Linked DNA regions of Mus musculus: all the other regions are linked to region 1. Evidence: chromatin loops called from intact Hi-C (ENCODE). Cell type or tissue: heart. All regions are shown on one strand. Each heading gives the region's core, and the rest is flanking DNA. Links, peaks and the distances in the headings are about the cores only. Region 1 holds the start of Pth2r (parathyroid hormone 2 receptor). Region 2 holds the start of Gm39655 (a long non-coding RNA gene). Region 3 has its middle 270 kb from the start of Crygf.

Evidence for each region. A loop is a pair of places that touch in the nucleus more often than their neighbours do. Peaks named below come from ENCODE experiments on the same cell type or tissue, not always from the same donor. Only the 100,000 strongest peaks of a DNase experiment are listed, where the experiment ranks them.
Region 2: it touches region 1 in a loop (6-fold over the local background); 6 of 42 quality-filtered maps call a loop at or near these places.
Region 3: a loop joins it to region 1, with 2.5 times the contacts of the local background. A loop is called at or near these places in 13 of 42 quality-filtered maps.

The regions. Positions count from the first base shown.
Region 1 is chr1:65,306,194-65,316,523 of GRCm38, reverse strand. Pth2r (parathyroid hormone 2 receptor) reads right to left here and starts at 5,267. Exons shown (of 13, transcript NM_139270.2): 1 at 4,854-5,267. The coding sequence starts at 4,928. In heart, for the core only: a CTCF peak has its summit at 4,203; no DNase peak of the experiment used is centred there; H3K4me3 peaks cover 1,082 bases; H3K27me3 peaks cover 1,704 bases.
Region 2 is chr1:66,650,366-66,660,695 of GRCm38, reverse strand. Unc80 (unc-80, NALCN activator) reads right to left here. Exons shown (of 65, transcript NM_001368824.1): 48 at 9,066-9,236; 49 at 7,308-7,400; 50 at 6,651-6,686; 51 at 6,094-6,312. Gm39655 (a long non-coding RNA gene) reads left to right here and starts at 7,379. Exons shown (of 3, transcript XR_865491.2): 1 at 7,379-7,483; 2 at 9,798-9,848. In heart, for the core only: a CTCF peak has its summit at 4,752 (motif pointing right); no DNase peak of the experiment used is centred there.
Region 3 is chr1:65,648,950-65,659,279 of GRCm38, reverse strand. No RefSeq gene overlaps it. Among named protein-coding and RNA genes, the nearest start is that of Crygf, 270 kb to the left of the region's middle. In heart, for the core only: no CTCF peak of the experiment used is centred there; no DNase peak of the experiment used is centred there.

The sequences.
Region 1 (10,330 bases), core at 930-8,929:
GCCAGCCATATCTGCATTTTTTTAGCATAAATTGACTTTTAAAATTCTTGAATAAGAACCAGGGGGTGGTAGTACATGCCTTTAATCTCAGCACTTAGGAGACAGAGGCAGGTGGATCTCTGAGTTAGAGGCCAGCCTAGTCTACAGAATGAGTTCCAGGACAGCCAGGGCTACACAGAAAAACCCTGTCTCAAAATAAAATAAAATAAAATAAAATAAAATAGCCAAACAAATCCAATACTTTTGCTTCTGTTCCTCTCAAAAATTCTGATTCACATCATATTAATTAGATGCTCTTAATAACACATGTTATAACAGGCATAAGTAATATGGTTTAAGGATCCAATTGCTATCAGAAAGAAATCGGGTTCTAGAGAGGCATGAGGACTAAGAGGAGAAAATCACAGATGGAGGGCCCGGCCTCACAAATTCTCTCCTGTGTCAGTTCAAAACCTGCAGCAGTTCCTGATCGCATCTAGATGCAATCTCAATCCAACCACCATGTGATTGAGGTGAGCCTGGCTAATCCAACTGGGAGAAAAGAAAGAGCTGGTACTTTGGTTTTCTTCTTGTTTGTATATCCTTAAACTTAAGACTCTCACATTCTGTACATAAATGATATTATTACTTCCATTTCCCAGTGGAGGAAATGAAGTTCAAAAGGAGAAATGAAGTGTGTGTGTGTGTGTGTGTGTGTGTGTGTGAGAGAGAGAGAGAGAGAGAGAGAGAGACAGAGACAGAGACAGAGACAGAGACAGAGACAGAGACAGAGACTTAATAAACCAGAGAGGTGTCAGGAAAAGGAACGAAGAGAAGAAAAGACAAACCAGCGTCCTAGCTGATGAGTAGCTCAGCTGAGGCCAGAGACAGGAAAGTGATCAGAGTGTGTGGGTGTTGCCTGAGAATGTTATAGATTTAGTTCCAAAGAATTGAGAAAGTGCTCAGAAATTAAAGATAACTTGATAAGTCGCCAAGAAAACTCAAAGTGTAACTCCCGTCCATCTCTGTGCCTCTGGGCTACTAGGCTGTAGAGACCGCCCAGAGTTAGCATAGCCATTGAGAAATCCATCAGACTCCATCCCTCCAAGGGGATGTCCTCCATGTCCTCCAAGGATACGCACGGGTCTTCCTTGTAAATAACAAAACAACAACAACAACAACCACAACTCTCCCCTGCTTAGCTGCAATGAGACTTGAAGCAGTCTGCACAGTGGGGAGATAATCGGCAGTCATGCTTCTGCTAGATTTTTCTCAAAAGAGTGCCCTAGCTGCCCAGGTCCTAGGGCTCTCCTCATGGTTCTATCCACCAGTAATGGCTCCTTGGTACGTCAGTCTCTTAAAATGCACAGTGCACAGTGACCACATGCTGATTTTTCTGCTCTCTTCCTTATTTCCCACTCACATTTCACTATCCACTACGTGTCATGTGAGACACACATTTTTATCTGAACACGTTTACAGAGCATGCATTAGCGCTTTGCACTATACACGTTTTAACATATGTAAATGGTATTTCCTCATTCTCTCATGGCTTCTCTGTCATCTCGTCCTGCTTTGTGATCTCATCATGCTGGTGAAGCCATATTTAACCCATTGCTTCTTGCTGTATACAGTACCCCATTATGAACATTCAGGCTGTGCCCAATTCTATAGCAGCACAGACCTGCTTTGGTGCTCCTTATAGACCAAGATGAGAAATTCTACGGTCTACAACATCTCAGGAGTGAGCATTACTGGACAAAGGGAATGTGTGCTCATAAATTAGCTGAGCTGTGCCACCTCCACAACGGGAGCACCCAGCAGGGGATGGGAACGCTCGGCAGGGGATGGGAGCTCTGAAAGCCAAAGCCAGAGTGTAACCCCTATGCTTTAATGGAAACTATCTGCATTTGTACATTCTCTAACATTTCTTAGCCCACTTTCCTCATGTATAAAAATGTAAGTAATGCCTATTTCACGGGTTTATTGTGGGAATTAAATGGGAAACAAAAGTGCTTTAGCACATTCTTGGGCATTTAGTGACCGAGTGAGTGGAGTCCTGGGGTACTGTGTTTGACTTGCCCGGAGACTGCATCTTCAGGGTAGGTTAGTAGAGTTCACAGACCTCTGCCTCACTGCACAGAAGGGAACAATTAAAGTGGAGGGACCCAGGTCTGTGCTCAAAGATTTACTGCAGAGAGATCCAAATGCAGCGCTCCAGGTTCCTGAGGCTGTTTCTCCCTCCATCCAACGCCCTAAGAGTGACCACAGCAGTGCTAGCACCCCATCCAGAGTGGCCACAGGAAAGCCGAATCAGCAAATCGGTCTCTGCTCACACCATGTACTGTACAGGGTGACACACTTCCTTCCATGGAGTGAGCTGTGTCTGGAGTTTTATCTGGACTCTGAGATCTTTAATATCCACTTCCTAAAATGCACACCGTGCACCAACCAGTCTGACCTAGAGCTAGCATCACATGTGTGAACTCTCTCCTGTTCCTGGTCCTTTTATCTTCCACAGACATCATTCCATCCCTCAACAAACCTCTTACATCCCTATCTCCATCTCAAAGTCTCTTTCCTGGTAGCTCACTGGCACAGTAGAGGAAACACAATGTGTATTTATATGATAGTCCTGGTGTCATGTCATGTCCGGGCTTTAAGACATGCACTGCCAGAGTCTGTAATGATATCAGGGGTATGAGTGCATGGGTACTGAACTGTGTCTTAAGACAAGGCTAATTCTTCACAAAACCCATAGCGTTCTTTATAAGAATTGGTGGGCACTGGTCCATGTTATTATCTATTTAGTGACGTGAGCCAATGTCGACTGACAATTAAACATCTATTCTATACCAGTTCATTCTTTTCAGATGAGTCTTATTTGGTATTTTTTCAATATCTTATAATTTTTAAATATATGTATAGCTAGAAGTATATTTACCATTCACTTTTTCATAAACACCTTGTCTCCCATGCTTTAGCTAATAGAATCAACAGGTAGCACTTGAATAAATAATACCCACAATCCATTTCAGCTCTATAATTCTTTCAATTAACTAATGAAATTTCAGAATATGTAATAACCACAAAATAATAAACCGAGAATTACCAAGTTTTAAAAAAAAAATAGTCCAGTATAATTCTTTTTAAGATGAAAACCTAAAAGTCAGAGGATGTATAAATATGTTTAAGACTACAGTTTTTCTTTAAAGATTAAAAATTTAGTATATAATGTAATCATACAGCAGGTTATTAATTCCTACACACACACACACACACACACACACACACTGAGAGGGAGGGAGGGAAAGAAAAGGAGGAAAAAAAGACATAAAAATCCTTGTTAAAAAATAATTACCAACCAGGAGGAATTTCAACACCCAAAGAGATCTGGCAGTATGTGCAAATATTTGCTACTGTCAGGGCCAAAGGGGTGTCACTGGCCTCTAGTGGACAGAGTACAAAGACTCTGCTGAATGTCCTGTCACTACAGGAGACAACCCCAAAAGAAATGGGTATGTGGCTCGAAAAGGAAAAGGCTGTAGTGAAGACCCAACTTGTTTTATTGAAAGCAAAAGGCAATTGGAACAATCTACGCTTGACTTCACAGTAATTTGTTTCTTTATTGTGCTAAATAATATCTCTAATTTCTTGAAAGGAACCTAGAACACCAAGTGAAAAGAACTGGTCAGAGCAGATCTGCTCCTTACACACGGAGATAGAGGTTTTAACATAGTATCCAAGGACCTCCTAAGACAGAAATGTAGGTGGTACCTTGGAGATCATCTGTTACTCTAATGGAAATGTACCATCCAGTCTAGAAGGCTCCCCCCCCCCATACCTGCTTATTCCTTCTACAAATATAGAAACTTCTTTTGAACTTAAGAGAACATATTTTTAAGTGTCCATTGTATGATTCCCCACTCATTCTTTTTTCACAACACAATAAGTCTACATGAAATGTCCTGATCCTGCTAAGTAAGAGTAGCATGTCTCAGGAAAGATATTTCCTAGAAATATCTTCTGATTTTATGTTGTTACGACTTTGGAAGATTGGATTTTTTTAACTGTATCTTTTGAATAACTAAAATTCAATTTGGTCATTTAAAGGTCTAAGATGTCATTTTAAGTACCACCGGAACATATTCATGGGTGCTTTAACTTTGTGGAAGTTTTTTTAAAACCAATTGAATCTTTATTTGACAGTCAATGTGCGCCCTCTACCGAACAGGACATATATAACCTCGGATATGTCTTAAATCATAGGACAAATCAAACCACAAAACACACACCACTGCAAGCATCTTTCTAGTTCGTTTGAAAAATAAATAAATAAAACTATAAACCTAACATATTCTTTGACTTAAAAAAATGAAGATGAACTGTTCCGTGCACATTAAAGAGACCCACTATGAAAGAACTTCCAGAAAACCCCTAAGCGACAGTGGCAATAAGAAAATTACAACCACTGCTATTCAACGTTTAAGACCCGAGCTGTATTTAATACGGTATTTATTCGGTATAGCCCCTTTGCTTAAATACGCGCTTCTGTATCAGAGAGAGAAACAGTTACACTTTTACACTGTATCATCGATTCTAGAAGTTTTAAGCTCTCAAACATGATGGTGAATTGCCAACAAACAAAACCTACTGTGGTGGTTGAAGCGAGTACCCCGGGGATTATCAGAAAGAACAAAGTTCTTCCCCCTCCAGCTGTGCATTACCAGATCCCTGAACACCAGGAAGCTGGTCCATCCGCCCGGAGCTGGGACCTCCCGCCTGAAGAGGATGTGGACAGACCGGTGCAGTGCGGCGCGCCCTGGGCTTGCTTCTCTGGCTGGGGAAGCACGCTCTGGTGTCCCAGCTCTTACCTGCGCTCTAACCAGGAGACAGCTACTGAGAATCAGCCATCCACAAATGTAGGTGAAAGTCTCCAGCCAGGCCATGTCCAAAACTGCCCAAGGCAAAAGCAGTCTGTATCCCAGGCTCGCTTACTTGTCCAGTATGGACCAAACTTGTGATGGGGAGCGAGGCACCGCTGGGCAGCTGAGGCGCGGGAGTCACTAGCCAGGACTCTCGGGGGTCTGGCTGCCTGCGCCCCAGAGTCTGGAACCCCGTCCTGAGGGCTCTGGGTGGTCCCGCCTTCTACCGAGGACAGCTGCAGGGAGGGGGCGGAGGACGCCAGTGCGTCCTTTGCCAGTCACTCAGTCCGCAACCCAGGAGCTCAGATGCCATGCGATCCCGAAGCAGGGCTGCAGCCAGGCTTGACTCTCGGTGTGTCTGCTTCGCTGCACTGGGCTCTGAGTCCCCAAGCCATCTCTGGGAATGCCCTAAGTCCTCAGAGGAATGGCCCAAAACTTTCCTCCTGCCCAGATGCGCACTGACCATCTGCCACCAAGATGCCAGTGTGATAAAGGCTTCCTGAGACCTGTAGGGTTAGTCTCTGCAGCTACCCACAGCACAAGTTCTCCGATTCATTTTCTCCTCACTACAATGATATGGCAGATATGGGAGGGGTGTGTGTGTGTGTGTGTGTGTGTGTGTGTGTGTGTCACACAAATTACTAATGAGAAATAGCATTTTGACGATAAAAGGACTCAGTCCTGTGGAAGCTCAAAGTCCCAAAAGAAATATTTCAGTTATTTCTAGCAACATTTTGTTGGTTTTTTGCTTGCTTGCTTGCTTGCTTGCTTGCTTGCTTGCTTGCTTGCTTGATTTTGTTTTTCAGTTATGGGTTATTGTTTGTTTTTGTTTTGCATTTTGGGAGTTTTGCCTCTGAAGACACGTTCTGATCAGGACGGACTGGTGCAGTAAACCGTAGCTTCTGTCCTCCAAGCTCACCGAAGCTCCAAGCTCACAGGGTTTTGTGTTGATCATCAGGTTTTGCCTTCAATCCTTTAAATGCAGCTCTTAGAAAGGCGTGCTCAAAATGAAAGCTTATAGCAAATACTCCAAAACCACTAGCTTCTTGCTAAACCCTCTTCCTGTACTCTCACGTGCTTTAATAGTAATTTTGTTCCTCAGAGTTGATGGTCAGAACATGGTCTGCCTGCCCCTTCTTCTCACTGTACCCTCCCATGGCAGAAACTGTGAAGGTATCTCTCTGGGATCCCTCATCAGGGTATTGCTACTATTTATTGGACCCTTAGATTGCAAGCATATGAATTCTGGGAGAACATAAGCGTTAGGTCCAGTTGTACACTCAAAACTTTATCGGGAAAGTTGAGTTTAAGATGCAGCGCCCTCTAAGGGAGATGCTCAGTAAGTGTATATATTATAGTTACTATTGATGATGGTGACGATGATGGTGGTGGTGGTGATGATGAATGATGATAATGATTGTGGTTGTGACAACTCAATCTATGACTGAGCAAAGGACTATGTTGAATAGAAGAATATTGTCTGTACTTGCAATATTCTGTATAACCGCTGCTATGGCTGTACACCTTTATTCTCACCTTAACTTCTAATACTTTAATCAATGTCAAGGGCTTTTTTTTTTCCTTTTTAATGTATCTAAATCTACCAGTGTTTTGTTTTGCAATGCTATGGATCAAATCAGGGCCTCCAGATACAAGTTAAGGTCTACCACTGAGCTAGCTCACCATTTTATCGTGTCAATTTTATGCCAAAATATTGAATACTTGTTTTTTGTATAAACTGGAAAATGTAGAATCTTTTCATCAAAATCGTTTCTCATTCTTTTGTACCATTAATAATTTTTAATTAGCTTGTTTAAAGTATTCAATTTAATAGCAATTTAACAGGTTCTCTAAGTACCCAGTATCCATGTAAGACTCCTACTGTCCTACATTGGACGCCAAAAATTTTTCTACATAAAAAAGTAACATTTTTAAAATAACAAAATAGCTTCTCATTGACCAAAATACAAGTGACTCCCCCTCCCCCGATTAAACTCAAGGATGTGGAAACATGTTTCTTCAAAGGATTCCTTCCTCCTAGAGATTTTTTTTAAGTCATAAAATAAAGTATGTCACCAAGTAGTCAGACTACAAAGGGGCAGGAAGGCTTCCAGAAGATTCTGATATTGTCTTCAGTAAAGTGGGGAGATTTTCTGTAAGATTAAGGTGCCAACATCTTTCAGGCTCTAAGGGCCCTGGGAGCCAGTAGTCCAGGAAGCCTACTTTCATCCTGTCACAACAAATGCTAGTGCAGACCCGTGGGCTAATGCACACAGCTCTGGCTTCCTGATCGGCAGTTCCTCTCTTTACAAGTCAGGATTTTCCAAGCAGCAAAACGCAAATAATCTGGAGGCTTTTAAGAATAAAAATGGCTGAGACAGATAGACAGCTATCAGACTAATGAATAAACATACCATTATTTACTAAAGAGTCTATTTTCATATATGTGTGTGTGTGCATATTCATTTATGTGGGGATGCCTCCTTCCCTCGTGTGTGTGTGTGTGTGTGTGTGTGTGTGTGTGTGATTTTTTTTTTCATGTTTTATTTTGTTTGAAACAAAGTCTCTTATTTGCCTGGAACTCACCAAGAAGGCCAAGCTGGCTGGGCAACCCATCCTAAGGACATCTGTGTCTTCCATCTCCCAAGCACTGGGGTTTCAAGCATGCACCATCCCTTCCAGACCTTTCCACATGAGCTCTGGAGACCAAACCCCAATCATTATGCTTACTTTTGCCGGCTGAGCTGTCTTCTCGGCCGAAGAATCTATCTTTTTAATGGGGAAGATCTTTTGAAGGCTAAAAGTTTAATAGCATCCTCTAAAATCCCAAGTGCAGCTCCCCAGAAGGGTTAAGGAATAAAGCGGGAGTTGCAGCTGAGTGAGCAGAGCCTCTTGCCATTTACCCAGAGAGGAATCCCATTCATCAACCCCAGATGTCAAGGACCTCTGGCAAATAACTTTCCAGTTCCCTCAGCTGTAATATCTGAGCCTCTGTCCTGGAGGTCCTCTGCCTGGAGCTCTGGAAAAAGGCAGCAGCAACAAAGAGCAGGGAGAATCCTGGGCATTTACAGGGAGGAATGGGCCAGATACATCTATCTATAAGGAAAGAGGGCCCCACAAGGGCAGTGCTTCTGTCTAGAGACCATGCTGATGTGAGAACTGAGATAACAACCAGGCCAACAAAACTCCTATCATCCACTCTACAGAGTTACATAAATGACAGCAGGCTTGGTATCTGTCAATACCTTCATAAAGCCTATCAAATTCAATTTATAATTAACAATGTACAAAGCCTAGTATAAGATACTCAGAAATTAATTTGTAGCTTTAGAAAACATAATGAAAAGTAAGCCATAGCAAATTTTAAAGTTGCTCTATTGGGGATTATAGGACATAACTAATGAACACAGGGCCCACCTCAGCCAAGATAAAGCCTGAAGAAAATTAAAAAGTTAGACAATTGTGCATTTGGCAGTCCTCCCTTCAATCCATATTTTCCCTAACTTGTGAAATAACAAAAGCCTTGTGTTTGTTTCTTGAATAATTATGTAAGAAATCTCTTGTTACCTTACTGGCTAACAAGCCACCTGACACCTCCAGCTTGCTTCCCACAGACAGCCTTCTTCTACCTGCTGTTTCCTCTTCATTCTCTATCTGTAGTTTTCAAATATGTCCTCCAAATCTTCGGACATACACTTTCCCCTGAGAGCCTCCAAACTTACTTGCAACGTGGTTTTGAAAGTTCCATCATGAAAATGAATCCTGGAGGTTAAAGTTGGAAGCTGATGATTTTGTATGCCTGGGTCAAATTCTACTGTAGTTTCAAGCCTGAGCATCTAAGAGCTCAGATAGGGAGGAGGCTCAGACCACCAGCTCTCAGCAGTGATGACTAGATGCCACCAACCACCAAACTCCTGTCCTCGAGGTGTGAAGAGCTTATCTGTCTCCTAACGTAGACCATAAAAATAATGTTTCTCCTAATCGTTATGCCAGCTGCAACCTGGTGAGTCCTGTCCAGTGTTGGCTGGACAGAAAGCTCACTCTGGGCACCCTTTCAACTCCATGTTTTCTTTCTAAAATCATATGGCATTCTCAGAGGTGACTCATTCTTTCTCCAGAATTGGTGAGCATCATAGATCCATCCCCCAACACAGACACACACAGACACACACACACACACACACACACACACACACACACACACACACTGGATCTTGGAATATTGGTGCTTGAAAAAGTCCCTCAACTTCCAAGATTTCAATCATTCCTACACATTTCCCACCATACTTCTTGCCATAAAAATACCTTTAATGATAAGAATCATCCCCCAAGAAATGAAGTTTACATGAAAAAAAATGTTTGAATGAGCCATCATCAGAAGCTAAATGGCTGACCAAAATAATACCTCATACTTTCTAGTTTTATTATTTTAGAAGTTTCTTTTATGAGCATAAAGTTTGGAAAACATATCAACAAGATAACGTTATCCTCCATCCCCACCCCACCCCCCAAAAAACCCTAAAATATTTGTAAACCAAGGTTCCGCTTTAGTGGTGATAGCCATTTACACAGGAAAGTCCATTGACATGGAGACAGAGCACAGCAGGTGTGGAGACCCCAGCCTGGACAACCACTTTTGACTTCCTACCTCCTGCTGCCCTTAACATTTGTCTGGAATTTCACAGTGGTGGGGAATGCCTCCCCTCATTCAAATTTTCATCCCCCCACAGAGATAACCTGCCACTCAAATCCCCCCCCTTAGAAAGAGAGTCTTATTCAACTGAAGGATTTGTCACATTTCAGCACAAGTAAGCATATGCTCCCAATATTGTACCCAATAACACTGAGACGATAAATTAACCTAAATTACAAAAGTAGCAGCCCTTGAATGTGAAGACGGATTAAGAAAGAACACTAGACAACCTACTTGTTTATCATACTTTAAAAGAATGTTCAGGAAGCCTTGAAAAGGATAATTTGATTATGATCTTTAAAACTTAAGGAGCCAAGCAATTTATACTAGGTACTTTGTAGACACAAAAGCTCACTATAAGAAACAAACAGGTATAAACAACAAAATGTAATGGTTCTTAAATAAAGAATGGATTATCAACATGAAGAAAGTAACGTACCTTAAAAACACAGGCGTGTGGCACAGAAGGAAGGCAGGTTAGTTTGCAGCTTCCATGCTGGTTTGAGTAAGAATGGCCCCATGAGCTCATAGATTTGATTGTCACTTGGGAGTGGCAATGCTTGAAAGGACTAAGAGGTATGGCCTTCAATCAATGATTGGTTTAACTTGAGACCCATGCCAAGAGAGGGAGCCCACCCCTGTCATTGCCTGGAGGGCCAAGACCCAGAGGCTGGATAGGCCAGAAACCTAGGATAAAGCCAAACATTACTGACAAAAAAAAGAAAAAAGAAAA
Region 2 (10,330 bases), core at 860-8,859, 1.3 Mb before region 1:
CTTCTTGTATGTTCATGGGCATCTCTTTCTTTAGGTTTGGGAAGTTTTCTTCTATAATTTTGTTGAAGATATTTGCTGGCCCTTTAAGTTGAAAATCTTCATTCTCATCTACTCCTATTATCCATAGATTTGGTCTTCTCATTGTGTCCTGGATTTTCTGGATGTTTTGAGTTAGGATCTTTTTGCATTTTGCATTTTGCATTTTCTTTGATTATTGTGCCAATGTTCTCTATGGAATCTTCTGCACCTGAGAGTCTCTCTTTCATCTCTTGTATTCTGTTGCCGATGCTTACATCTATGGTTCCAGATTTCTTTCATAGAGTTTCTGTTTCTAGCATTGCCTCATTTTGGGTTTTCTTTATTGTGTCTACTATGCTTTTTAGGTCTAGTATGGTTTTGTTCATTTCCATCACCTGTTTGGATGTGTTTTCCTGGTTTTCTTTAAGGACTTCTACCTGTTTGGTTGTGTTTTCCTGTTTTTCTTTAAGGACTTATAACTCTTTAGCAGTGTTCTCCTGTATTTCTTTAAGTGAGTTATTAAAGTCCTTCTTGAAGTCCTCTACCATCATCATGAGATATGCTCTTAAATCCGGGTCTAGCTTTTCGGGTGTGTTGGGGTGCCCAGTTCTGGGTGAGGTGGGAGTGCTGCGTTCTGATGATGGTGAGTGGTCTTTGTTTCTGTTAGTAAGATTCTTATGTTTGCCTCTTGCCATCTGGTAATCTCTGGAGTCAGTTGTTATAGTTGTCTCTGGTTAGAGCTTGTTCCTCTTGTGATTCTGTTAGTCTCTATCAGCAGACCTGGGAGACTAGCTCTCTCCTGAGTTTCAGTGGTCAGAACACTCTCTGCAGGCAAGCTCTCCTCTTTCAGGGAAGGTGCCCAGATATCTGGCGTTCGAACCTGCCTCCTGGCAGAAGTTGTGTTCCACTCACCAGAGGTCCTAAGATTCCGTGGCGAGTGCTCTGGGGACCTTGTGCGTGTTCGCAGACTCCGTGCCCAAGGTGACCCGGTGCTGTGGCCGACGAGACGGGACTTGTGACCCTGGTCAGTCCAGGTTTTCTGCTTTCCCAATTAATGCTGTCTCAGGTCTCTCATGATTGGATTGGAACAGAAGTTGTGTTCCACTCACCAGAGGTCCTGAGATCCCGGGAAGAGTGCTCTGTGGACCTTGGGGGTGTCCTCAGACTCCGTGCTCAATGTGACCTGGTGCTAGGGCTGACCAGAAGGGATGTCTATGTCCTTTTATTGAGAAATTGAGATCATTAATATTAAGAGATATTACGGAAAAGTAATTGTTATTTCCTGTTATTTTTATTGTTAGAGTTGGGATTCTGTTCTTGTGGATATCTTCTTTTAGGTTTGTTGAAGGATTACTTTCTTGCTTTTTCTGGGGTGTTATTTTCCTCCTTGTGTTGGAGTTTTCCCTGTATTATCCTTTGAAGGGCTGGATTTGTGGAAATATATTTTGTGAATTTGGTTTTGTCATGTAATACTTTGGTTTCTCCATCTATGGTAATTGAGGGTTTTGCTGGCAAGAAACATTAACATAGTAGCCTGGGCTGGTATTTGTGTTCTGTTAGTGTCTGTATAACATCTGTCCAGGATCTTCTGGTTTTCATATTTTCTGGTGAAAAGGAATTTCATATTCTTTTGCCTCATTCTTCCAAGTTCTGGAATTACAGATTCTGATATCATGCCTGAAAATAAAACCCAGGACTTGTGCATGCTAGAGAGGAACTCTGCCGATTTCCTTTATCCTCAATTGCCAGAGAATATAATTCTACATACACACACACACATACACACACACACACACACACACACACACACACACACACACACACACAGAGCACACACACCTGTGGAGATCTATTAATTAATTAGAAGTAGTACATTGGAAATATTCTACTTTTACTTTTCTCATATATTAACTATAGCATTTTAATAAAGAGAAAAGTTAGTAGTTTAGGAGAGGCAAATAAATGCTCAAAAGGAACCACAGTATGCCTGCCCTCTAGGCACTCCACTTTAGGAAGAACATCTAAGCCATTGCCTATCTCTCCAAAGCTTAGATGCCCTAACATGTATTCCATCTGACTAGCTTCACACATAGAAGCACTCATTATTATTAAGGGAATTGGTTATACCTTCAGAGGTCTGTACTGTTAGATGCTGCTGTCATATTAGATTCCTAAATTCTCTCTAATATCTTCCTCCTATGCTTAATTTTGAATGCATAAGGTCAATTCATCATCTTCATGACAACCATTCATGGCCAAGAAATACTTACTGTCCCTTCATAACCACCGGCTTCTTTCCTAACTGGGCCATTGTCCTAGAAATTGTGTGTGAGCATGGGTGCCATAAAGAAATGACTCAAATAGTCAGCACATTGTATTATTTATGTCTTTGCATGTCATACAAAAATGATTTCTTAGATGGCTTGTATCCAAATAAGGGCAGTTTTATCTACATAGACTCTTCTAGATACCTTCACCTTATCCCTGCACATTCCCAGACATTCTACTGTGACAATAACCAATTTGGACTCTTGTAAGCCATAGTTTATTGAAGAAAGTGAATCAATCTGACTAAATGCAATTCCTTATGTAGCTGAATAAGTGCCAGAGTTTAGTTCTCTAAAGAGATGTGTTTTTTAATTGCTTCTCAGCCTTTTGTTTAAGATCAAGTGAAGAGATGTGGTTTGTTTGTTTGTTTGTTTGTTTTCAAGATAGGGTTTCTCTGTGTAGCCCTGGTTGTCCTGGAACTCATTCTGTAGACCAGGCTGGCCCCAAACTCAGAAATCTGCCTGCCTCTGCCTCCCAAGTGCTGGGATTAAAGGTATGTGTCACCACTGCCTGGCTTAAGAGATATGTTTTAAAGATAGCTTTGGGACATGTTTGAAAAATGATCTATCTAATGTAAGCTTGAGAACAATAGTTAGAGCCAGAAATGAGAAAAAAAATAACATTTAGAGGTTAACATGTAAATTTCTTTAGCCTTTCATGATGAAAAATGGATTAGTGGTGAGCCTACAAGAAAGTTTCCCTTTCATACAGTTTTTTTTCAACCCTACCTCCATGATAGCATGCATTTGCACACTGATTCGTGTTTTAAGAAAAAAAATGGGAATGAGTGGGTAGGGAAGTGGGTAGGAGGGTATGGGGGACTTTTGGGATAGCATTGGAAATGTAATTGAGGAAAATACGTAATAAATAAAAAAAGAAGAAAATCGTTAATCCTTTTCCATGGGAACTCAAGAGTTCTTCTCACTGAGAAGGGAGGGGAAGACAAATAGCATGGGACAAAAAGTGGAACAGGGACAAGAAAGCGAGGATAATTGAGGGAGAGGGAAAGAAAGGAAGGAAAAACATCATAAATGCTGCTGCTTTGAGAACGCAGGAGGACAGAATAAGGCAGGAAATTCCTTTTGGCCAGAGAGTCTCTCTAATCAAGAATATTTTCACTGAGACTCTTGAAATTAATCAATCAGATATTGTGCAAATGCAAAGAGTATAGACTCCCTCAACACTGTTTCCTAGCTCTTTAAAAGGCCTAAGCCAAACTATTTGAGCAAACATCTTCTGTGGTATTTGGAATATATAACCCCCATTTTCCCTTTTACAATTAAGTTTTTTTTTCTGATTGGGTAATATTTATTCTTAAACTTTTAAATATGATTCACATTATAAAATTTATGATTAGTTTGACTTACACACACATACACACACACGCACATTACAAGAAACATTAATATATGTAGGCACTGCCTCCATGTATTTGGATCTGCCCCCTTCACAGTGTAGCACAGAACATCTGTACTCGTCAAAGAAGCATATGCTTGTCTTCATCAAAAGCTTGTTGTTCAGTAGTACAGTAATAGGGGACATTTGGTTTGAATCATCTGAGTAATTCAGCCTCTAAAGTAGCTGTCCTTTCACCCTATCCTGGCTCTGGAAAGCTTGCTTGTGACAAATCACATAATGACATTATGTCAACTATCTACATGGCCACACGGAGCTGTTCCCTTATCTATTAGAGAGGAATTGTGGGGGACACTGTTCTTTGTGCCAGTCTTTTTCTTTTCAACAAATAGCAACCGGGAGACTTTGTTTGTCCTTTGTTTTATTTACTTGCTTGTTTGTTTGTAGTGAGACTAGGGTCTCCTTGTGTAGCCACAATTATCCCAGAACTGTGAAGACTAAACTGGCCATGAACTTTTGATCCTTCTGTTTCTTAGCTCACTGCTTATTGGGGTTAACACCATGGACGGCATTATTTTTAATAAGTGTCATCTCACCAAGCAATTACTTTTTTCTTCTATTGGCATTATGGTTTTATAGCAGATCATATTTTGCTAATTACTTTAAGACTCCAGAAGGTCAATATCAAATTTATGGTTCAGAAATAAATCTAATATAATTTCATATTAATTTTTGTGCCAATCTCATCACAAACATAAATATGTACATGTGGCACTATCTTTTCCTAATCTACTTAGTGTATTCTATCTCTTTGTATCATATAGTTTATATGTTGCCTGAAAACAATAAACAGTTAATTATACAAGTGATATTAGTACTTGCAAACATGTTATTTTTTCCTTTGAAATGGACTATGATAACCTTGAAAATTAGGGCTTTATTTTGCAGCACTAATGTCTAATATAATGTAGATCATTTTCATTAGTATTAATGTCTATTGAACCTTAAATCTACACCAAGTACCAAGTAGTCCCTTAGGATTTGTTAAGCTCTAGTGTTAGCCTCTAGAGGGTGCTCCAGTCCCTATTTTTCCTTCCCTTAAATGTCCAAAGAAGACATTTTCATAGAATAGTCCTACAAACCCTAGACACACATAAACATGCACAAAATATACTCATACACAGACAGATATGTATAGATATATACAGATGTATACACAGAAATAGACAAACACACATAAAAACACACATAGCATAACACACAGACACATACATGCAGATTTACAACACTAACACATACAGAGATACAAAACACATACAGACACATAGAGGCATGAAAACTACAGAGAAACGTATGGACACACATACTGATACAGACCCACCGTGACATACACGCACAGACACACACATAGAGACAGACAATCACATACTCATAGAGACACACAGACACAGTCAGAGACAGAAACATATATACACACACATACAGACACAGACAGACATATAGACACACAGACACATACACAGAGACAGACACACACACACATTCACAAAATGCCTATCTTTGAATGCAATGTTTGTCTATTCACAGAATTACTTGGATGAATTAGAATAAATAGAGCCCTCAGTTGCCAAGGCAACAACAGGTTCTTGAAACACTGCAGCCTTCTGTATAGGAGCTGCACTCCTCAGAGTGAAACAAGCTCTTTCCCAGCACTGCACAGTATGGAGGGGAGGGCTGGGGCTCTCGGGCATGTCTGGGTGTCTGCCCACAGCTCAGCAAAGGCAAGGGGCTGACAGGGAAAGAGCTTGCTTTCAGGTCATGCTTTTGCCCTCCTCTGTAACTTCACCTAGCACTTACTAAATCCCTTTCAGATGATCATTTTAAGAAAAAAAAAAGCCATTACTGTTCAGGAAATTGATGTGTTTTGGCAAATTATAATGCAGTTTCTGGAGAGGTTGGTGAGAACTGAACATTTAGTTTTGTAGATAGATTAAGCATTCAAAGTAAGTCTTTTGTTAACCATGAACTTTTTCTTTGAAGGAATTCTTATGATCCTTTAAAAACTGCTAGAAATCAGCTACTAGGTCCTCTGGGATCACATTTAAAAATCTGCCAGACAGTAAGTTACAGACTGAATTCCCATTTTTAAAACATTTTCTATTTCTGAGATCTCTTTAATAGATAAAATGTGTACTTTACCAGAAGGATCTAAATGGTATGTACCCAAGTCACAGGAAACAAATTATTCTAAGAATCTCCTTCCTTTTCCTGGAGGAAGCCTTCCCACTCCCAGAGCATCCCCCACTTCCTGGTTCATCCCAGCACACAGACACAGACACATGGCTTAAGCTCTTAGCATCCCAGGCAGAGGTGAGGCACTTGCGTGGGTACCTCATGTGAGACTTCACATCCAGCAGCTCCAGGGCAGTGACCCGTGGCTCCCCAGCTAGGTTTTGCAGGATCTTCAGCCTCGGCCCGCAGTGCTTATAGAATTCCGTGCAAATGTTCAGCAGAGATTCCCGGGGTCTTCTGAATTCTTCTCGAGAAATTCGTTCATCTAGTTCTTCTCTGGGAAGGCCTTGCCCTTCCTCTAGTAAATGGAGGTTTTCCCTGTGGGATTGGGAAAGATTAACTAGGATTCAGAGAACATGGGCACTTGGTTACTATGAGTGAAGGGTGTCCCATTGCAGAGAAATATGCTTCCCACCGAAGCTGGTAGGTGGTAGGCAGGGCTCCACAGAAGCTCCTTTGGGGGATGAAGAAAATTTATCATCCCAGAAGACCACACTGCAGTGGCTTTCCCAGAGCCATTTCCTCAGGATTAACATGGAAACGGTTACATCATGCATCCACCGCAGGAGTTAGTTAAATGGACATGGTACCCAGGTCTAAAGAAATCATCTCAGTGCTTCAGAAAGGGTGTGAAGACGGAGCAAGTCTTTCCGTACCTGATAAAGTGCAGCTTGGCTCCTTGCTCCGGGTACCTGTGAATCAGAAGAGCAACTGGCTTTAGAGCAAGAAGGGGATTCCTTGGCAGAGCCTGCTCATATCAAAGCCTTTGGTGCACTTTGATAAATGCACATTGCATATTAACCCTTCAAGGTACTGTCTTCTTTCATCAGGTCACCAGATATACAGCAATTATAGTTCCTATAAAACTTGTTTCATTGTCATATGAGGAGCATAAAGAAAAATGTACGAATTGATATAAACTCATGGGATATAGCCAAAGGAGGGGATGAAAAAAAAAAACCCAACAACTTTGAAATCTGTGTCTTATTTTCAAACATGATGGGGAGGAGAGGGTCTCTCTGCTCCAAGACTTGGTGAAGTCTCTGGTCATCTTGGAGTCCAACAGACCCAGCACAAGTGCTACATCATGAAGGCTGCGTGAGTTTATCATGATTTTCTAACCAGCTCTGGTATTTTCTGTATCTCTAAACTATCACTCTTTTCTTATCTTGGGATGTTTTCCTTATAGAGTTTCATATTTAATGCTGTGAAATGTTTGTTTGTTTGTTTGTTTTTGTTTTCAGGATTTGTCTCATCCCTAGCTACTGAACTGCATCTGAGAGGCCACAGAAGCAGAGGGCACAGTGAGTTACCTGGTGTTCACTCCAGACGACATGGTATGGTTGGCTGTGGTGGTTCCCTTGTGACCTTGGTCACTCCTGCTCATCTGTGGGGCTGTCATGGGCCTGCAACAGTAACAGTGGTTTCCGGAACAAAGCAACAGAGGAGGAGACATTTCTGAAATTCTCAAGCTGGGAAGCCCACCTAAGTAAGTTTGCAAATCTTAAAAGGATAGGTGGTCCAGCTTTGAACTCTTCAGTCTTGAGAGGCCATTATCAGACCAAGCTCCTTCCCAGTTCTATACACATAACAGAGTTTAAGTTCTAAGTCTTGGTTCTCAGTAGTAAGGCATGACTCCTCAAAGAAGACTTGTGCTCAAACTGTAAGTGCCAACTGATACTAAGAAGATAACTCAGCAGTTCCTTAGGTGGCACGTAATGTGTTTATAAAAAGGTAGAGAGAGAGAGAGAGAGAGAGAGAGAGAGAGAGAGAGAGAGAGAGAGAGAGAGAGAGAGAGAGAGAGAGAGAGAGAATATGATCTATGAGGGTGTGTGGTGAGGTATGGGGGAAGGGGATATCTCAGTGGGCCCATGTTGAGGCATCCCTTCCCCCTGAGGGACCAGCCACACCATAGTGTAGTATAGAATAGAGCTTGTTCAGGGCATGGGAAAGGGAATTAAGAGGGTAGTAGAGTCAGAGAAAGGCAGAGAGGGGAAGAGAGTAGAGAAGTAGAGGCTGGCCATGAACACATGGAGAGAGGGGGAAGGGAATAGAGAAGGGAAGGGAAGAGGAAGGGAAGAACCCAAGAGGGCAAGAGACAAACAAGAGAACAAAAGAGTGAGGAGGGGGCAAACAGCCCCTTTATAAAATAAGTGGGTCAGGCCTATCTGGCTGTTGCCAGGTAATTGTGGTGTGGAGTTGAGGCAGAATGCTAACAGCAGACAGTTCCCAAATTGTTCTTGCCTTTTCTGCTCTCAGCCAGCCATCCTCTGTGGACCTACAGCTCCCATCATGCCTTTCTTGCTGGGATAGCTCAGCTTTCATTTACACCCAAAAATTGCCTCATAGGACAGCTTCCTGAACTTTGTTTAGGGCTAAACTCTGGTACACACGTGGGGCTTCTTCCCAATAATAGAGTAATATTCTGAAGTTTATATTTGATTTGTAGTTTCTAAAATTACAGTAAAAATCCTACTCTTTATGAGTAATAAAATAATAAAAGAATGCTTAGTTAGAGTTACAAATACACATCTCAAAGTAATTGAATAGGGTGAGCAAGATGGCTCAGGGAGTGAAGCTGCTTGGCCCCAAGCCTGACAAAGGAAGTTCAGTTCCTGGGACCCACATGATGGAAGGGGAGAACTGGTCCTCACAACGTGTCCTCTCTCTTGCCTGCACCCCTTTGTCTCTTTCTGTAAAGGCAAAAAACTAAAAACTAATCAAATAACTAATTAAAAATGTGGCTTGCATCTTCATATTCAATAACAATCCCTTTGCTAAAGATTTGTTTACCACTGGCCTAAAAAAATCTCCATAGAAACTCATCAAGTTATATGTAATTGTGTGTTTAGTAATCATGTAGAAAAGTCATCATTATTGCTACTGTCACTCACTATTCAGAGTACTTAGCACTAAATATCCAGGTAATTTAGGTAGTATTTACAGTTATAAGCCATAAGAAAGTTGTCTGTAAGCCATAAACAAAGGCCAGGTTGGTTAGTCACAACCAGTTTCCTCCTCTTTTCAATAAATACATGTTTTAGGCTGTAGATATCTGCCTGTGAGATTACCTGGTGAGGACCTCCACACTGTACAAAAGGGCTTGTAGTGATGTGGCCAGAGCAGCTGTGGCAGCAATCTCCTCCCGGGCAGCAGGCACTGTCTCTACCTGGGACGTCTGCCTCTTCATCTTCTGTAGGTAGCATGGAACTAAAGCCTCCAAGACCATTAGCATCTGAAGGCTGTAAATACCAGAAAGAAAGCCAGGTCACATTGGACCCTGTGACATCCAGGAGCATGGAAATGCCACCAGGGGAATTCTATTCCCTTTCTTGTATAACACCAAGCAAAAACAATCATGCATTAATTTAGCACCCAGCAACAGGTGAAAAAGCCTCTCTTAATGAAACATGAGCTAAGTAAGAATTAGCTGTTTATGTAAGTGGCTGGAAGAAGAGCAGACTAATGGCAGGGTGCTACAGACCATTCCGAGTAACAGGCTTCGTTTCTCAGCAAAGCCTCAGTTTGAGAATGTGTTAAGGGCAGTTTTTCAGCTGAAGTAATTTTGAGACACTATTAAATCCTCTCCTAAGAAGCTGCCTTTGGAAGCCTAAGCCATTTTGAAGCAAGAGTTGGTAGATACTGTTATTTTGATGGAATCTGGCAATACATCCTTAAGAGAGTGAGAGGACATGCCTCACTGGATAGGCGGCACACTTGGTAGAGTAAAGAGATGTCAGAAACCTCAACTTAAAGAGAAGATTGAACCAAAACACCAAGCATTTCTGCCATGTCTCTTTCAGCACCAGGCCCTGCCTTCTGAAGGGATATCTGCATAGACTCAGAACTCTACGGTAAGAAGGTGACAATTTTCAGAACTTGGTGGGTATGGAGTTAAAGCTATGACACATTTTTAGGTCCTAATATATCTATGATGGCCTAGCAAAAGGAGGCAAGAAATCAGTGTATTTCCCAAAAAAAGTAAAGGGTTTTGCCGTAGGTCACCAAGGTCTTAATGTCACTGATAATCTGAGGCATCTAACTGATGATGTGTAGAATACAAAACAGAACAGGATGTCTGTGTTCACTCTAGAGTGCTTGCTGGAGCTGAGTATTGCAGGAGGGACAGGGAACTGGGAGCAAGGCCACACACTACAGACTGCAGAGTTTCTTCTATTAAAGACCACAGTTAGATGGCTGTCTACCTTTTGCATAATGTCAACTTCTCATTAAAGATGACAAAAACCCGGAGCTTACATTTTTATTTATCCCTGACGTTTCTTTCCAGAAAAGAGCTCAATTAAGACAAATCCTGGCTACCTTTTGTCCTCTAATC
Region 3 (10,330 bases), core at 970-8,969, 340 kb before region 1:
TGCATCCTTCCCCTCTGTAACTCATCTCTTTCTCTTCTACTTAGATCTCACCTTAGTTTACTTGGACTTTGGTGAGATGTTAGATTACTACACAGAAACCAATCACAGTTAAGTAAAAGTCCTGCTATGGAAATTGATCATTTTTAAAAGACTATAATTTAACACCCAACTGTGTATAAGAATAGGGAGCTGGCTAAAGAAATGCAAACATAAGGACCTGAGTTCAGATCTCCAGCATTCACATTTTATTGTTGTTTGTTTTTGTTTTGTTTTGTTGTTTTGGGGGGTTGGCTTTGTGTTTTAATGTCAGAAGCTATAGCAACAAGGGCCAAGTCATGGCTGACATAAACCATTTGAGCTCCTCAGTCCTGTTCATTTAGACAGGTACTGAATAGAGTGGGAACATTTGAGGCTGACAGTTCTGCTCTCCATCACATCTTCCCTTCTAGGAATTTTCCTTGTCTGGTTTATCATTTCTCCACAACCTATTGAATTGTTCTCTCCTGCCAAACTTTCTACACTTTTAAAACTCTTCCAGCAGTCTTTCAATCCTCTATCAAGGTGCTAGCCAACGATGGAGTTTATTGTTCCCTTTCTGCTTATAAATAATCTGCTCAATCACTTAACAGATGAAGCAGAGACAGATAAGTTTGGAGAGACTAAGAAAAAATAACAACTTAAATGAGAGAAGTGTGGAGTAAAAAAAAAAAGGAGAGAGAGGAGACAAAAAAGGAAGAGGAACTAGAGGAAAGGAGCATAGAGGTTAAGTCTGGTTCTTTCTCCCAGAGCCATTTTCCCAGAAATAGGTCTCAAACCCAAAATATATTTACATTTACCTTGGCCGTATTACTAGGCTCTTCTCTGACTAGATATAACTTATAATAACCCATTTATCTTAATCGACATTTTGCCCTGTGGCTGATTTGAGCTCCTCAATTGCTCAGGTACCATCTTGTCACATCTTTCTAGGTCAATTTCCTACCTGCACTCTCCCAGGATCCTTTCTGCCTCCCAAATGCCACACCTCCTATTTCCTGCCTAGGCTATAGACCTTGTTTGTTGTATGGAATATGCTCTACACATTTTTCCACATACATACACATAGCCTTTTAAATGTACTTTACCACATTATATTTAGGTTTGGCTTAATTTTACCCAGGGATTTTGATATTTATTACCTACTTCATTCTGACTACAAGTGGAAAGGAAATCTATTTGTCTCCTTGTCACTTCAAAGTGACATCTTTACTCTCATCTTTAGGCTGATATTATTAGGAAAGTGTAGGTTGACACACTCAGCACATTATTAAACTGTTACTGAGTTACTATCACTGGAGTTCTTTGCTGAACTGTTAAGAATGGGAAAATTTCTATCACTGACTGCAATAGTGAGCAGAGATCCCTGAGAATTCTCTAATGTCTGCCTCTGTGATTCATGAAATGACACTGTCATAGGGGAGGGAGTATTATGAGGCTCATTGAAAGTCATTTGCCACTTGGACATTTGCCTTTATAGCACCCCCTTTAAAAAACAAACAAAACTTATTGGAGAGAGAAAGCATATGTGTCACAGGGCATGTGTAGAGGTCAGAGGACATTTTATTAGACTTAGTTCTCACTTTCTGCTACATGAGTCCAGAAATTGACATCAAATCATCTCTTGAGTTTCTCCTAGACCCCTATCATCATTAAAACAAAACAAAACAAACAAACAAACAAACAAAATCAGTCCAAAAAATCAATATTTCTGATCCTTATTTGGCGTTCAATCCAGCCTTACTAACTCACAAACTCCTTTTCAAAACTGAGAAGTTGGACTGAGAAGATGACACCGTGGATAAAGTGAATGTAAGGATCTGAGCTAGGATCTAGTATTCCCATCCACACATCTCATGTAAAGTCATACTGACATGCATCTGTAATCCCAGACTCCTGGGTTGGGGTAAAAGGCAGAGACATGAGAATTCCCACAAGCTTGAGGGCCAACTAGCCTGCATATGCAATAATAAGTAATATGCCCTGTCTCAGATAAGATAGAAAGCAGTGACTAATGTCCACGGTTTTCCTCTGAGCTTCATGTATACCCTATGGCACTCACATACAGACACGTAAATAAATACATAAAGTTTATTTACAAAACAAAACCAAAACTACTGGCCCTTGCAAAAGCACAGGGCTCCCAGTGAGTCCTATGTTAATCATGTCTTGTTCCTTCATCCTTTTATCCCTGGTTATCACTCACACCAATACAATTATTAGTTGAGAAAGCTTCTGAGCATTCTCGTCCCACCTTTCCAGACAATGATGAACAGGTAAACGACCTCTCTAACCTTGTCTCCACCCCTGAGGAGTAGCTGGTCACCATTCCGCTCTCTGCCTGGATGGATGCTGTCATGTGAGGTGGAATTACACCGTCATCTCATCTGTATACAGCCCATCATCTCTTCTCATTCTGACCCTTTCATTATCATTTTCATTATTATTTTCATTGAAATGCTTTGTTTTCTCTTTCTGTGTAACACACCTGGAATTTTAATGTCTTCAATGGAAGGTGGACAAAACTAATGAAATACTAAAATAAAAATGGGGATGCGAAATTTTTCATGAATTTTAAATCTTCCAAAAAGCTATTACTCAACCCCCCTGTGTAATTTGTTTAATCATAGGTTAGTGGCACACTGCTATAGAAATAGTTGCTTGGAAACATGAATATTGTGATAGAACATTTAGAGGCCTTTACTGAACCACCGATGAATTATAACCATGGAGCTTTAAATTGCTGAGCTGTTAATACAGTGTCCAGCTGTGGCAACTGTAACATGGTCCCATTGTTGAGCATACACCGATGTCTGCCTACATTATTCGTGGTACTACATAATTATCCTTTATGATGAGAGGATTCTGTGTGTCAATCAGCCACCTGGACTCATGTCATTCTCCATTTTCTCTCTATTGTGTTACTTATGATCATTTTCATACAGCATTCACTTAAGATACAAAAAGGCATGTGCAGAATAAAGTCACAAGTGGACTAAATGCCAACCCCCTCATCCAGTGATGCTCTGCAGGTATCTTCTAAGTATAGTTCAGAAACCATCCTGTTCCAGAAATATATCTATACAACTGTATGTCATTATAAATGTTTACTACTTAACCACCATAATAATTATTTACAGATTAAGTATATAGACACAAACTAATAGACAGTCTTTGAACTAATGATGCTAACCTGGGTGACTTCAACTAGGAGTGATTAGTCAGAGAATAATTTCAGTTAAAAATGTAATTATTAGCTGGCAAATAGGATTTAACCCTCACAGATGGTCAAGGTATTATTTACCATAGCTTTCTAAGGTGTGTCCAGCAAGGATAATATACATGCTATGATGTTTATATCCTTTAAATTCTGAGATACTCCATATACTTCACTGTACCCTCCACCATCAATAATCTGAAGCAGTGAAGTTTGACTTTTATGTAGCACATATACTAGCCTCTTACTATAATTAAGCTCCACCATCAGATTTTTTTTTTCTTTTTTACCTATACCAAACACATAGCACAGCACCTGGCAAGACATAGACACTCTCATCAAACATTTGTGAAATGATTGTTGAAAAGGATTGTATCTAAACTGAAGATTCAGAACCTAATGGGGCACATAGCAGCTGTGTGAAATGAGGGGTGGTCTCCTCAGTGGACGAGATGTGTGTGTCTGAAGTGTTCTGGGCTATGCTGTTGTCATCAGTCCCACCTCTAACTTGATAATGGACTGATTTCTCTCAGACAGCAGAACATTTAGTCAAACTTGCACTACCCCATATTCTTTTGCAACTTTGAGTCAGATAAAAGACGGACGCAGCGTCTTCTTCCAACCTTTGAGTGGTACCAGAAGAATTACACAGGTTTCCTCTCCACATTGCTCTGCTTTCGAGTAGACATTGGAGCTGCCTAAACCCATACTTGTACATGAAAAAGATGTGTTCTTATTTCACCAATGAAGTTGAAGATTGTTTTGCTTGTATGGTACTATATTTCTAAAACATATAATATTCATTTCCACTCTCTTGCTATATACATTGTCTTTTGATAAACCCTAACTTGGATTCTGCCAGAGATCAGTGTGCCTGAGTTTGTCTCTCTTATTCAATCTCACTCTGACACATACTGGGGAAATTCTACGGAAAGAGAGAAGACCAAAAGTGTCTTGTGTTAACAGCTTCTAAGTCACTTTCATCCTCCTCTTAGCCCCATCCCTGTGGATGTTCTCTAGAATTCCATCCACAGTCATCTCTGCCTCTCACTTTATCTATTCACAGACACTACAGCCTTCAAATGTCAGCTGCATGCTAATAACGTTACCTTATTAGCTAATTCATTCAAGTAGGTCAGAGCATGTGCAAAGTAATATTTATTTAACAAGTAAAATGAAGAAATGACACTGCCAGCATTCAGATCACATGGAGAGTCACACACAGTACCTTTTCTTTCATAGCAAGACTCCTGATACAGCCCCCCAGCTGCAGTGATTATAAGCAAATTGTCCAATGCTCTCCACTAACGTATATGCGTCTGTGTGTGGGTTGTACATGTGTGGTTGAATATTTCTTTGGAGTCCACAAGAGGGAGCAGGAGTTACAGGCATGCAGTGACTTGGAACTAAATTAAGGTTCTCTGCAAGAGCAGTCCATATTTGTAACCACTGGACCACCTCTCCAAGTTCTGTGAGATTAGTGAATATTCTGCATATGGTTTTGATTCTTTCAAGTTCCTCAAAGTACATTTTATGACCCAGCATACAGTCTTCTTTGGTGAATATATTCTGCATACTTGAAAAGAAAATTGGATATACTGTCTTAAAAATTCTAATTTAAATAAAATGCTTGCTAGTGTAGGTCATCTGTTCAAAGACAATTAGTAAACTTTTCACCATGTTGCTGAATCACTTGTTTATATGGTTTTAAATTTTTCATAACTATTGAATATTTGTCCTTTTAATTTCTACATACAAATCTGTTTCAGACACTCTAGCAAACATTGTCAGATACACTTCAACTGTTGTGTTTGCTTCTTTTTCCTGTATTTGCCTTCTCTGTTTTTATTTGGATTATTTACATAATTCCACTTTTCTATTTTGATTTTCTCATTCAAAATTTGCTTCTCTATATTTTGACTAGTGCATGCATGTACATATGGATGTAGAGACAGAGACAAACTCTTTCGTAGTTCAGTGACAATAAATGTAGCATAACATTTTGTGAAACATAAAATCCATGCCAGTCCCTCAGACTCCTCAATGTTACTTATCGTATCAGTTACATCAGCAATGATGAAGTTTTATTTTAAATAATCAGCTTTTAAATACTGAATTATTTCTTTAATTTTATATGTACCCAAATACTCATAACCAATATAGGACTGCTGGCAAGAATTCTTCTAATTGCCCATTATTATTTACTTTTCTCTTGATTTACAATGAATAAATCCCCTGAGTAGAGAACTCCAATTTGATCATTCCTTCTTATTCTTTTTTACCTTCCTTATTTAAAAAAAAAAAAACAAACAAACAAAAAACCTTTTTACTATTGTCTGGCTTCTGTGCTTTCTTACACTAAATATTTTATTATTCAATTCACCACTTTATACATGAGTAATGAAAGCAAAATGACACTTTCAGATAATTTTGCATATATGTGAAAATTATATTCAATGATGAATTTAAATATGTCATAATTCTATTGATCAGAATCAAATTTCTGGGAAACTTAACTATGATAAATTAACCAGAAAATAATGGATCTTGTTGTACTCACTGCCAGTCAGAATTATTGAAAAAAACTGAGGTAACAAAGCTTATACTTTGTTTATCAGTATGATTTTTCAAAACTCTTCCACAGATCTCAGCCACAAGGAAACTACTTGTGTTCTGTAAAGATGTGTTACAAAGAAAGACACTGAAAAATAGCCAGATACTTCAAATAGTGTTTAGTGACAGAAGTTAGAGATAGTAGTAACCATAGCCTCCTTTCTTTCTTACTTTATCTTCTGAATCTATACTTAATTATATGTATATAAATCTTGTAAATAACCCTAGCTAGGGAGTGCAAAGGGAATATACTTTCAATTTTATAGCTTCTATGCTAAAAAAATGGAATAAAATATACATCATCCAACCAAACCATTCTTGTACTTTTCATACCCATGAAAAGGCTACAACACAATATCAATTACTACAGCTCCCTCAGTCTGGCACTATGTAATGAAAGATACTTGTCATTACTGTAGAAATCTAATTTATTATTAGTGTCTTTTAGTCTTTACTGATTAAAGAAAAGCAGCAAAAGACGATAGATAGAGCCTAACAACTGTAGCCCGAAGTTTGCAAGTTCAATGAGCCACCAATGGCAAGGGATTTTTTTTTCTTTTTTTTTTTTTTTTTGACTCTCTCAGAGAGTGTTGATAACAAATTTCATTAAAATCTGTTCATCAATTAGCAAATTAGAAATTATCACCACAATCATTAAGAGTAGCAAATGTTTTCTGGGAAATAGAAAATGGCTTTGGAATTCATAAAACAAATGACTAAATTTTAATTAAGCAATTGGCATGATAAAATTTTCTAGAAAACTGAATTAGGCTTCATACTTTTAAATAATTATTGGATCAAAGAATTATATAATTTAGAATACAGATAAACAAATAACAAAATTATGGCATAACGTCATGCTAAACAGTGCACAACTGTGTTTTTAAAAGTTGTTTGTTTGTTTGTTTGTTTGTTTGTTTGTTTGTTTGAGACATTGTTTCTATGTATAGCCCTGGCTGTCCTGGAACTCACTTTGTAGACCAGGCTGGCCTCGAACTCAGAAATCAGCCTGCCTCTGCCTCCCGAGTGCAGGGATTAAAGGCGTGCACCACCACGCCTGCCTGTCTTTTAAAGTCTTATTGAACATGTTAGAAAAAGAAAAAAATATTAAAAATCGGTGGGCTAATCTGTCATCTCAAAGTCTAGATAAAGATTTCTAAATTAAAGTCTAAAGACTATCAAAGGAGAAAATAATTAAATGAGAAGTGCTTAATGAAATATAAGGCACATTTGCATTAGCAAAAGGCAACATACATAACAGAGAAAGTGAAATAAGTTCAATTTTGGCTCTAAAGAAAAATGAGAAAAACAAAACACAATTTAGCAATGTCAGAAGTAAAGGAGGAGTATCACTACAGACCCGTAAGAGATGGGAAGAAAAGTGCGTGAAGATGCCATGGATGTTAGGAAAGCCATGTGCATAACTAGATCTGTTTAGATTTTTTTGAAACTTAACTTGCAATCAAATACATTCATATTAAGTGAATTAAGCCAGTCTCAAAGAGACAAAGACTATATTTCTCTGTATTGTATTTCTAGATTTTATAAAGAAAAATAAAATCATCTCTATTTATGACATGAATGTCAGTGAAACTGTGCAGAGGATGCAGGAACTAGGAAAGGAGGGGAACAGGGGCTGGAGTAATCTCCGTGTAGAGTATAGATTTGTGTAAATTTTTCACATCATTTAAAAAGTAGTTATAGAAAGAAGTGAATATCAAGACCAACAAAAGTAACAATAACACAAAATAACAAAATGTATACCACAACTCTGTTGCTTATTAGTTTAATCTATATTTTAGTTATACCAAACTTTAAGTCAATTCCTCCTGGGCATAGAGTCTACCCTGAGAATGAGCTGATAGACCCAGTAACACCAGATTAGAAAACTGATAGCTTCTTGGTTAAGCTTGGGACTTTTTGTCTACCTTCTGTCCTCTGTGCCAGGACTTTGTCTGACTTGAACCTGTGCAGGTCCTGTGTGCTGTCACAGTCTTTGTGATTTTGTGTGCACATAGAACTAAATCAATAAATTTAAAGCTTTTCCATAAAGAAGCTTTCTAGCACACAACTTTCATATTCACAGGAATCATTTCAAATATTTAAAGAAAAATTAGTCTAGCATAATCTATCAGAAATTTTACCAAAACTAGAGAAAGTAAGTATTTTTCTTAAATTGTTTTATGAGGTCAAAATATGGTACACCAAAATCTGGAAGGACTTGGGAAAGACAAGTTTGTAAGCCAATGTGAGCGACATGTGAATGGACAGTGCGCTGGCTGGTTTACGTCAACTTGATCCAAGCCAGAGCCATTGGAGAGGATGGAGACTCAGCTGAGAAAATGTCTCCATAAGATCTGGCTTTAAGGCATTTCCTTAATTAGTGATTGATGGTGGGGGTGGGGAGCAACAGTAGGTGGTGCTATTCCTGGGCTCATGGTCCCTGATTCTATCATAAAGCAGGCTGAGCAAGAGATGGGAGCAAGCCTTTCTTCCTCAAGTTGCTTTTGGTCATGGTGTTTCTTTGAAGCAAAAGAAACCCTAAACTAGATGGCTAAGAGGATTCTCACGGGAACATACTTTACCAGTATTGGAAAGCAAGCACTGAAGCAATGCAGTTTGTGTCTCTGCTTTGAACATCAATTTTGGTCTGCTAATTCACCTCATGATTTTTGAACCTTGCAGAATAAGGAGAAATGACAGGTCACTTCAATGGCACTACTGCTGTGGTATAGAACTCAAGGGCTAAACCTTACCTTTTGAATTATTGAGCTTTATCTGTCTTAAATGTCTAGTTCATACTAATAGCCTTTGGTACTAAGTATACCTAAACACAAATCTTCATAACTATTAAAAATAATATAGATAATTCTAGTTATACATGACTAACCTTATTATCTAGTCTTATTTTGATTACAAAGACTAGTGAAAATAATATGTCATTCACTACAAAGGCCTCTCTCATTTACGTGTGTAATATATATATATATATATATATATATATATATATATATATATATATATATATATATATATATGGGGTGGAGATACATACATTAGTGCATGAATTTGCTGACATGTGTGTGTGCTTGTGTACTTCTGAGGTCTATGTTAGATATCTTTTCTATCCACCTTAACTTTTTTTGAGACATGGTCTTAAGTTGAACCTGTTACCTATCATTTTAACTAAGCTTGCTAGCTAGCAAGCCCCAGAGATTCTGCTGTTTCCTGCTGTTCACTGGGATTACAGAAACTTGACACTAGGTCAGGGTTTTAAGTAGATGCTGCAGATCCAAGCTATGGTTTTCATTTCGAGCATCAAGCATTTTACCCACTAAGTTGTCTCCTCAGCCCCGAGCCCTCATAATTTTCACAATTTAAAATAATATTCTTACTTGCTAATCATTCTATTTCAATCTTACAGTCTCAATTTAAGACACATTTCACTATATACTTAACTTCCTTATTACTTAACATAAAATTACATTTCTTAGGGGGAGGGGAAATGGCTTTCTGGTTAAATAGTTGTAACATAATTGAAGAGATAGTAGAACCCAAGAAGATCTTCATGAAAGTGAAGTTATAAACAAGAATCTGGCCATCAAAATACAACATTCACATTAATACAGTTTGTCTGTAGCAGTAGGAAAGACTCAAATCTTGCTTGCAATGCATTTTGGTGTATTGTATATTTCTTTTCCTTTTGTGTTTTCTCTCTCTTTCTCTATCTTTTCCTCTCATTTGTTTGTTTTTAGACTCACTGTCATTATCAGCTCTGGCTATCTTGTTACTCCTTCAAGTGTCAAAAAGTCCTCAAACTCCCAGCATCCATCCTGCCTCATCCTCCAGGGTGCTGAGACTATAGGAATGTGCTATGCCATCCATTTCTGTCTTCATTAGAGAAACGGAGCAGCTGAGATGACTTCAAAACATTCCCATTTAAATCTGGCTAACAATTAACTTCATAGAATTTCATGTGTTGTTAATATCATTGTATAAATAGCATGACAATTAGGGATCTAATAAATATGTTAGGCATGTCCTTATATAAGGATAATTTGTGATTAAAAAATAAGACCTATTATTCACAGACATGACATCTTAGGAACTGCTGTAATAGCCAACTTAGAATCTGGGCTATAAAATAGATACATTTCAAATACTAAATTATCATAGTTGCATGAAATGGTTGACTCTTCCCCAATGCTGCCCCATTGCTTACCCCAGGGAAGTGAAGGCATATGTGGTATAGGACTGTCTGGAGAGGTGCTAAGGAAGAAACAGTCCTCTAAATCCACAAGCACACTTAGTAAATCAACAAGAGCTCTAAACTTGTTAGTACATGAAGTGACTAAATGTTCACATAGATTTTGGATAAGAATCAAGTATTTGGAGTGCCTATTTATAGAATGCTTTAATAAAGAAATAGTGACATCTAGAGGCCCTAGTTTACACATATTGAAA